3 separate regions of the Homo sapiens genome follow, and all the other regions are linked to region 1. Evidence: chromatin contacts called from ENCODE Hi-C or POLR2A ChIA-PET data. All regions are on one chromosome and are shown on one strand. Each heading gives the region's core, a stretch centred on a gene start or an enhancer-like site at or near the end of the contact. The rest is flanking DNA. Distances are from core to core; before and after follow the strand shown. Region 1 holds the start of LIN37 (lin-37 DREAM MuvB core complex component). Region 2 holds the start of SUPT5H (SPT5 homolog, DSIF elongation factor subunit). Region 3 holds the start of PLEKHG2 (pleckstrin homology and RhoGEF domain containing G2).

The links. Hi-C counts contacts between places; a loop is a spot of excess contacts on that map. ChIA-PET counts read pairs that join two places held with the same protein, here RNA polymerase II (POLR2A). Pooled maps may share reads with other maps.
Region 2: a loop to region 1 is called in a pooled map, with 5 times the contacts of the local background. The contact joins the promoter of SUPT5H here to the promoter of LIN37 in region 1. A Hi-C loop is called at or near these places in 2 of 37 single-sample maps with no recorded cell type and 2 of 50 pooled maps. POLR2A ChIA-PET finds 5 or more read pairs at or near these places in 2 of 52 experiments (A549 and HEK293).
Region 3: a loop to region 1 is called in a pooled map, with 5 times the contacts of the local background. The contact joins the promoter of PLEKHG2 here to the promoter of LIN37 in region 1. A Hi-C loop is called at or near these places in 4 of 168 maps with a recorded cell type or tissue (OCI-LY7, ascending aorta, ovary and 1 more), 2 of 37 single-sample maps with no recorded cell type and 22 of 50 pooled maps. POLR2A ChIA-PET finds 5 or more read pairs at or near these places in 1 of 52 experiments (PC-9).

Annotation. Positions count from the first base shown.
Region 1 is chr19:35,747,180-35,750,100 of GRCh38, reverse strand. LIN37 (lin-37 DREAM MuvB core complex component) reads right to left here and starts at 1,525. Exons shown (of 9, transcript NM_019104.3): 1 at 1,343-1,525. The coding sequence starts at 1,376. It overlaps PSENEN (presenilin enhancer, gamma-secretase subunit), which reads right to left. Exons shown (of 4, transcript NM_172341.4): 4 at 2,582-2,921. RefSeq lists enhancers at 1,276-1,395, 1,242-1,756, 1,796-1,855, 1,757-2,271.
Region 2 is chr19:39,444,127-39,447,047 of GRCh38, reverse strand. It overlaps SUPT5H (SPT5 homolog, DSIF elongation factor subunit), which reads right to left and starts at 1,466. Exons shown (of 30, transcript NM_001111020.3): 1 at 1,411-1,466; 2 at 1,083-1,244. The coding sequence starts at 1,157. RefSeq lists enhancers at 1,037-1,256, 629-1,425, 1,397-1,666, 1,426-2,223.
Region 3 is chr19:39,411,314-39,414,234 of GRCh38, reverse strand. PLEKHG2 (pleckstrin homology and RhoGEF domain containing G2) reads right to left here and starts at 1,566. Exons shown (of 19, transcript NM_022835.3): 1 at 823-1,566; 2 at 40-170. The coding sequence starts at 148. TRI-TAT1-1 (tRNA-Ile (anticodon TAT) 1-1) reads left to right here and starts at 1,975; the gene lies at 1,975-2,067. RefSeq lists silencers at 475-534, 645-714, 725-864, 1,395-1,754 and enhancers at 1,965-2,014, 2,025-2,124, 2,535-2,624.

The sequences.
Region 1 (2,921 bases), core at 276-2,775:
TCCCTACTCTACCCATCCTGGTCCTGTCCTTTGCTCCCCCTTGGCTCCCTGCCTCAGTGTCCCCCTTCTGATACACCCTCCACAAGGCAGCCAGGGGAATCTTCCTGAAAAATAACAAACCTGACCCTGATCTTCCCTTGCTTGGAAACTTCCATGACTCCACAGCACCCAGGGGTGGAGTCTGCACTCCTCAGCCTGGCACTCACAGGTGTACACCTTCCCTCACCATCATTTGTGGTCACACCCACTTCTCTTTTCTTTCTTTCTTTTCTTTTCCTTTCTTTTTTTTTTTTTTTGAGACAGGGTCTCAATCTATCACCCAGGCTGGAGTGCAGTGGTGTGATCTCAGCTCACTGCAACCTCCGCCTCCCCGGCTCCAGCGATCCTCCTGCCTCAGCCTCCTGAGTAGCTGGGACTACAGGCTTGTGCCACCACACCTGGCTAATTTTTTTTTTTTTTTTGTATTTTTTATAGAGACAGCGTTTCGCTATGTTGCCCAGGCTGGTCTCAAACTCCTGACCTCAAGTGATCTGCCAGCCTCGGCCTCCCAAAGTGTTGGGATTACAGGTGTGAGCCACCGCACCCAGCCTCCCACTTTGTTTTAATAACACTTTTGCCATGGGACATCCTACATCATTTTACTATTATCTTTCTGTCTAAATTCTGCACCCCTCCCACTGCCCTTACCATGCCAGGCCTGGGATCCGGTCAGCTCCGCCCCAACCCAAAATTCTCTCCTCTTTCTAAGCTTCACCCATTGACCACAGTTCCTATTTTCTAGGATTACTGGAATATAGTGACTGTGAGGATTAAGAGTGCCTGTACTTCAGGCTCACAGCAAGATGTGTGACTCTGATCACTGCTGGAAATGGGGAAACTGAGGGGAAGCCAAGAAAAGAGAACTTCTCGGCTGGGCGCGGGGACTCACGCCTGTAATCTCAGCACTTTGGGAGGCTAAGGCGGGAGGATCGCTTGAGACCAGGAGTTCGAGACCAGCCTGGGCAATATAGCGATACTCCGTCTCTATTTAAATATTTTAAAAATTTAAATTAAAAAAAAGAGGAAAGAAAAGGGCCCTTCTCAGAGTTACCGGCTCAGGATTCCCCATGTCCTACCACGCACGTCATTGCCCGAGCCACCCCATTCAATCTCAAAGCGACTTCAAGCGCACACCGGGAGGGTGTGAAGGTGGCAGGCAACGCTCGCTGCCTGATACAGCGATTGTCAGGTGGGCTTCAGGGAAAAGTCGTGCAGTCCCCTTTCCGCGATACTCCCTTCCACCGGGACTCCACACCCTGTCAACCCGATGGTCCCGACAGGCCCCCGACGTCAGGGTCCTCACCTGATTTCTCCACTTTCACCTTCACAGGGAACATGGTTTGGGTCCGGGATCTGGCTAGCTGGGTCAGAGGCGCCCCAAAGGGCCTAGGGTCACAAGTCAAGGCGGGAGAAGGCGGGGACAGTTCAAAGATGAGCTTCGTGGGCCACGGGTCCTCCGCCTTTGGTTGTGTCCAGCCTGGACCGTGGCCACCACCCTTCTGTGGGCGGGCCCCTTCGGCAGTAGCTTGTTCCTATTAGTTATTGCAGCCGTCAATCTCGCATCCTGACCAATTGAGAGCTGCCTCCGTAGTCTCCCAGCTTTAGGTCCCACCCACCTGGGGCTTTGCTTCCGGAAACAAACCATCTACCCCCTAGCTTCCTGGGAGGTGTAGTTCCAGCTTCCCAGACTCACCCTGAGTAACAGCGCCTGCGCCGCGCGGGGCACGGTGGGAAACAAAGGATTAGGGCATCGCGAGGCTTCCCGGGACTTGTAGTGTGAGAAGGGTTGAGCAACACCAAGTTAGCTCTTTACCGGATTTAACCAACCGTTGGGGTCCCTTCATCCCTAAGAGGAAGACTAATGTAAAATAACGTTGGGTTCCCTCTCACTGAGCACTCGCTAGGTGCCAGGTATCTGTTAATCTCTTTGCAGGTACAACTTCATTCATTTTGCAAATATTTATTAGTGTGTCGGGCACTCTTCTAGGCATTGGAGACACCTTGAGGAACAGAATAGACAAAAATCCCTGCGCTAATGGAGCTTATCTTTTAAAGGAGGGAAGATAAACAGTAAACAAGTAAATTTTAAGTGAAATGTAATAGGAGAAAGAATATGATCTGGGCGGGGCATGGTGGCTCACGCCTGTAAATCCCAGCTCTTTGGGAGGCCTAGGCAGGCAGATCACCTGTGACCAGGAGTTCGAGACCAGCCTGGCCAACATGGTGAAACCCAGTCTTTACTAAAAATACAAAAATTAGCCGGGCATGGTGGCATGCGCCTGTAATCCCAGCTATTCGAGAGTTTGAGGCAGGAGAATCGCTTGAACCCGGGAGGCGGAGGTTGCAGTGAGCCGAGATCGGACCTCTGCACTCCAGCCTGGGTGACAGAGCAAGACTCCATCTAGAAAAACAAACAGACAACAACAACAAACCCCTCTCCCCCCCCAAAAAAAAAACCCACAAAAAAAGTGTAGCCTGAAAGGGACATAGGAATATCAAGGTGGTGATTGAATTTTAAATAAGATGGATGGTCAAGGAAGGATTCTCTGAGAAAGCTCTTGACTATTTTTATTTTTGCAGACAACACTTCCTTCAGAAAACGGGAAACTTCCATTTGTCACACGTCTTGGTCCAGATAAATCCCAGGAAGTAGCATCGTGATCTACACTTCTGATGAGAATACTGCAGCCCACAGTAGGAAAGTTATATTTTTGAATTCACGACTACCAGTACAGGATAACAGCCCCTAGAAATGGAAGCACTAGGCCGATCCTACCACTGCACTCCAGCCTGGCTGACAGAGCAAGACTCTGTCTCAAAAAAAAAAAAAAAAAAGAAAAAAGAAAAAGAAATGGAAGCACTATTCCTTTCTTAGTTTCTCA
Region 2 (2,921 bases), core at 217-2,716, 3.7 Mb before region 1:
GACTACAGAAGCGTGCCACCAAGCTCAGCTAATATTTTTATAAGACGGAGTCTTGCTCGTCGCCCAGGCTGCAGTGCAGTGGCGCGATCTCAGCTCACCACAGTCTCCACCTCCCTGGTTCAAGCGATTCTCAGCTTCAGCCTCCCGAGTAGCTGGGATTACAGGTGGGCGCCACCATGCCAAGCTAATTTTTTTGTATTTTTAGTAGAAATGGTGTTTCACCATGTTGACCAGGCTGGTCTTGAACTCCTGACCTCAGGTGATCCACTGTCTTGGCCTCCCACAGTGCTGAGATTACAGGTGTGAGCCACCAAGCCCGGCCTCAGCCAATGGTTTTTATATTTTTGTAGAGACAGGGTCCCGTTGTGTTACCGAGATTGCTCTCAAACTTCTGGGCTCAAGTGATCCTCCCAGCTTGGCCTCTCAAATCCTCGTTAATCCCTGAACACGGCGGACACACTCCCATCTCTGCACCTGCTGGTCCCCCTCACTGGAACACTACACTTCCAGCTAACCACGACTCACTCCCTCACCTCCAACAAGTTTTTGCTCAAATGTCACCCCTCAGACTCATGCTGATGACCCTATTTCAAGAGCAACCAGGACTCTCCATTCCCCTTTTCTGTTCTTTTCTCCAGAGTACCTTCCAGCTTACTATATAGTTTATTCCTTGGCTATATTTATTTACATTCCCGAAGGCAGACATTTTTAAAATCTTTTTGTTTACTGGTGTACCCTAAGAGCAAAGAATTGCGCCTGGTACATAGTAGGCACTACAAATATAGTTATGGAATGACTAGACATAACTAAAAAAAAAAACTAATGCTAAGTGCTTACTATATGCACACAGAGTAAACTTTCAAAACATCACCTGTTATCTCACTGGACCTGACCCATTTCTGGCCTCCAGAACCTGTCCCTTTGCTTGACTTCGACTTGCCTAATTCTCTATCTCTTGAGACAATCTGGGAGTTCCCAGAAGCCAGAGCCCGCTGTGAACCCCTCGAGCCTCCCACAGGGGCCTTTCTGCCCGGAGTCCTGTCCCCAGACGCAATGTCTCCCCCAGCGCCCCAGCCACAGACCTCGGCCTCCTCGCCGTCACTGCTGCGCTCGCTGTCCTCCTCCTCGGAAAAGTTGCTGTCCTCGCTGTCCGACATCTTCCGCTGCTGCTGGGAAAGACAGCAGCCTTGGCGCGTCCCACAATCCTGCGCTCCACCCCGAGCCTCAGTTTCCCCGCTGGTTCCCTGGGAGAAGAAAACCCCTTAGGGCGCTTCCGGCAGGCTCGTTTTGGCAATCGCGAAGCGGAGTGAGGACCCCCTCCTACGCCACATGCTAGACCTCCCCAGTTTCCGAATCTGTTCTCTACACCTCCCCGGCGCCCGGAACTGCCACCTCTGCACACGCACTTACCTCTCGGGCTCCACCTCCGCCTTCGGTACCAGCTGCTGTTCGCACGACGCCTGACTGGGGCTGACGGGTCCTCTCGCGAGAACCTACCCGTTGACCTCGCCTAACACGAGATTTCCGGGGCTGGCACGGGCGACGCACTTCCAGGTCGCCATCTTGAGAGAGGCAGGGCTGGCCTGGGCGGAGTGCGGGGCCGACATCTGCGGAGGGTTAGGAGGGGAAAGGTTTTTTCTACCCGCCGGCTCGGCGACCAGGCTGAAACTCATGTTTGAATTTAGTGAGCCGTTTGTTCGTTAGTCCGGAACACTAGCGCGGTAGGCCAAGCTGCGAGGAGGCGGCGAAATCAGCGAATAGCAAATTATAAAAGAAACAAGGCTTTATCTCCTAGGCCCTCTAAAGCATCCCCAGGAGATCCGTATCCCCGTTTTGGAGAGAACGCTGAAGCTCAGAAAAACTCAGTGGAAAGCGGCAGACCCAAGCCTCCTCGCCAAGTCTGAGTGACCGTGAAGCCCTGGTTTTTCCTTCTTTTTCTTTCTTTTTGTACTTTTTTTTTTTTTTTGGTAGAGTCGGGCTGTTGCCCGGCCTGGTCTCAAACTCCTCTAACTCAAACTAAAAAGCCATCCTCCGGCCTCGTCCTGCCAAAGTGCTGAGATCACAGGCATAACCTGCCGCGCCCGGCCCAAGTCCCTATTTTTCTTTCCAGGCTTCCTAAGTTCATTTAAAGGCGAATTTATCTATTAGTAATGACGGCTGACGAGTGATGGCAGAGTGGACAGGTGTAATGGAGAGATGAAAAATGAACCTTCGCCTGTAATCCCAGCGCTTTGGGAGGCTGAGGCGGGAGGATCACCTGAGGCCAGGTATTTGAGACTAGCATGGGCAACAAATTGAGACCCCATGTATCCAATTTTTGTGTTTTTTTTAATGTGGTGTGGTGGCGTGTGCCTGTGGTCCCTGCTACTCCAAAGGCTAAGGTGGGAGGATCACTTGAACCCATGTTGAGGCTTCAGTGAGCTATGATTGCACCACTGCACTCCAGACTGGGTAATAGAGACCCTGTCTCTAAAAAAAAAAAAAAAAAAAAATTAAAACTTAAATTTTTAAAAATTGAAAAATTAACCTGATAGGGGAAATTTTAAAAATCAGAAGTCTATGTCAGTCGCGGTGGCTCATGCCTGTAATCCCAACACATTGGGAGGCCGGGGCGGGCAGATTGCCTGAGGTCAGGAGTTCGAAACCAGTCTGGCCAACATGGTGAAACCCCGTCTCTACTAAAAATACAAAAAAATTAGCCGGGCGTGGTGGCATGTGCCTGTGATTCTAGCTACTCGGGAGGCTGAGGCAGGAGAATGGCGTGAACCCAGGAGGCGGAGCTTGCAGTGAGCCGAGATCGCGCCACTGCACTCCAGCCTGGGCGAGAGTGAGACTCAGTCTCAAAAAAAAAAAAAAAAAAAAGAAGCCTCAGGACACATTGGTAAAATTTCTCACATAAGTATGACACACCTGGGCCGGGC
Region 3 (2,921 bases), core at 317-2,816, 3.7 Mb before region 1:
AAGCCCCACAGGCTCCGCCGCCCCTGCCTCTAGGCTCACCTGTCCGAGTCTCACACACGGTGCCACAGTCACACACTTCACCTCTTCGGCCACACCCGAGGCTTGGGCTAGGTTTGGAGAGGCTCAGTCCTTGGGCTCCCTCAGGCATGGCTGAGCGGCCCAGCAGAGTCCTGCAGAAAGAGCCCCTTCTTGGATATCAGGACCCCATGGGCCTCTCCGCCGCCCAGACTCACAGATGGGGGCTGGGAATTAGGAGCGTGGTGTAAATCCAGGGAGGGGCCCCTGGGAGTAACTAATGGGGGAGGCACAAAGTGACAGAAAGAAGGGGACAAGGAGAGAGAACCTGGCGAAAAAGATGGAAAGGCTGAGACAAAGAAGAGTGAGCGGAGCAGGAGGCGCAGAAGCTGCGAGTCCCGTTTGTCTGGGGCCGGAGGCTTAGGGATCCTGGGAACGTTTGGGCTCCAGCTGGAGCGGAGGGCGAGGGGCAGGGCTGGGAAAAGCCGTGGGCGGGAGGCCGCGGGGTCCCAGGGGAGGGCGGAGGCTGGGGGACCGGATGCCAGGGTCCTGCAGACGGCTCCCTCCCCCGCCGAGGGCTGCGCGCTGGGGCGCTGGCCCCGAGCCCTCGCACCCCCTCCGGCCGGTCTCTCCGAACCCCGATCGCCGTCCCCACAGCCACAGCCTCCCCAGCGCCTTCCCACACCCCTCCAGCCCCCAACTCCCGCCGGCGCCTCGGCTCGCCCCCCGCCGGCACGCCCCCTCATTGTTCAGCAGTGGCGCCGCCCCCTCCCCCAGTCCGCCTGGGCCCCTCGCCTCCCCCCTCACCTCCCGGGGAGCCTCCAGCCCCGGCTCGAGGCAGCCCGGCTCCTGCGCGACCCCGACGCGGTCCCCAGGGAGGTGCGGAGCCCAGACTCAGGGGCGTGAACTTCGGGCTCTCAGGCTCCAGGAATAGAATCTGGGGTCTCTCGGAGACTGGGGTCCCGCAGTCGGAATTTCTCAGTGTTCTACGTAGGGGATGCTAGGAGCCTCGACTCTGGAGTCTCAGATGGCGGCGCTGGGGACCCACATTCCTAAGTCTTCTAGGTAGGGCCGTGGGGTGGGGGATGGATTTCTGAGTTCCCCTAATTCTAGGGGCAGGAATGAAACTCCCTCCAGGTGGGAGCACAGGGGGGTCCCAAAGTCCTGGGTCCCCTTGAAGCGATGGCCGCTGCAGCCCGAAACTGGTTGGGGCGCTTAGAAGTCCGGATCTCAAGTTCCTCCAACGCGGGGTCTTGGGATCGGAGCCCTGGAGGGAGTCTGCGGTCCTGGATCCTGAGTTCTTGAAACGGGGATACGGGGCGCTCGGCCTCCAGGGTCTCGCGGGGTGACGTCCGGGCTCCCGGCTGCTCCAGGAGGGGGCGCTGCGCACCTGGATGGCTCAAGTCCTCCAGCCTGGGCGCCGGGGTCTGGACCTCGGGGTCTCTCAGGATGCGGTGCAGAAATTCCGGACGCCCGGGTCCGAGCCTCTGGACCCCTCGGGCTCCCGGCTGGGTGTCACGGGGCTCGTGTGACGGCGGCGGCGCCACATCTGGGGCGGGAGAGTCCGATCCCAGCTGTGAGGCGGGGGGCGGTCGCCCGGGGCTTCCCCTCCCCCGCTGTCGCCGGGGCTCACATCCTGTTCCCGCCTGCGGGGGGGGGAGGGGCTGCCTTCCGGCCGACCCGCCAGCGAAGGGTTAAGACCCCACCCCTTGTTTTGAATATTCATGAGGAGGCGTGTCCTTCTGGTAGGCGACACCCCTACATTCCAAACGCCTCGCGGACTTTTCCCTTTTACAGCAAGGGCCGCGAGGCGTGAGAATCCGGAACTGGCAATGCACTGTCTCCTATTGGTCAATGCAAAATGTTTAATTTGCATATATAACACAAGGCGGGGCCCTCCGGTGAGGTCACGTGGCTATGAACCACTGAAGAAGACCCCGGCGCAGGGGTGCGGCCGGAGCTCCAGTGGCGCAATCGGTTAGCGCGCGGTACTTATATGACAGTGCGAGCGGAGCAATGCCGAGGTTGTGAGTTCGATCCTCACCTGGAGCACTTTTTTTCCCCATCAGTTTTTATAAACTTACACATCTAATAAACCAACCAAAACATCTACATCACTTAGATGAATGAACGTTTCTATCTTTTGAATTATTGGGCTCAAAAGACTCCTAGGGCTTTGGCGACGGTCCTTTGGGTGTTCTGTATTGTAGGGAGGTGCCGTTTCCGTCCCAGCCACCAGGTGGGGGTATCGTCTCTTATTAGATGCTCTGGGCATGGAATTGTGTGCAAACAGTTTGACTTCTGTAGAGATGTGGGTCCTCGGCAAACTGTATATGACTCTGCCTCCTCTGTATTTCTCTGTCTTTTTAATGCCTCCTTTACAGATGAACATAGCTATCTGTCTTGGAGTTTTCGACCTCTGTTGAAAAGGAAAACTATGTTTTTGAGTCGACTTGTTTTTTCAATAAATATTGAACATTCACTATGCCTGGCTTCCTTTAGCTGTGTGTAATACAGCAGTGAACAAGTAGTCCCTGCCCCTGAGGACGCGACATTCTAGTGGGGAGGCAGATTGCTGTCAACATAAGAATTAAGTACATTTTAATGTTAGGTGGTGATGATAAATGTCATGGAAAAAGTCGAGCAAGGTAGGGAGGATGGGGTAGTTGGAGGTGGGGTGTGGATTGCAACAGCAGTGGTCAGGGAGGATCTCACAGAGAAGGCAACTTTTGAGCAGAGACATGAAGGAGGGGAGTGAGCCATGGGGACACCAGGGGAGTGTTCAGGCAGAGGGAACAGCTAGTGCAAAGCTCCTATGGATGAAGCAGACCAGACTTGGTAGAGCAGCTAGGAGGCCAGTGTGGCTGGAGCAGAGTGGCCAAGGGGGAGGGTAAGCGATGGGTGCC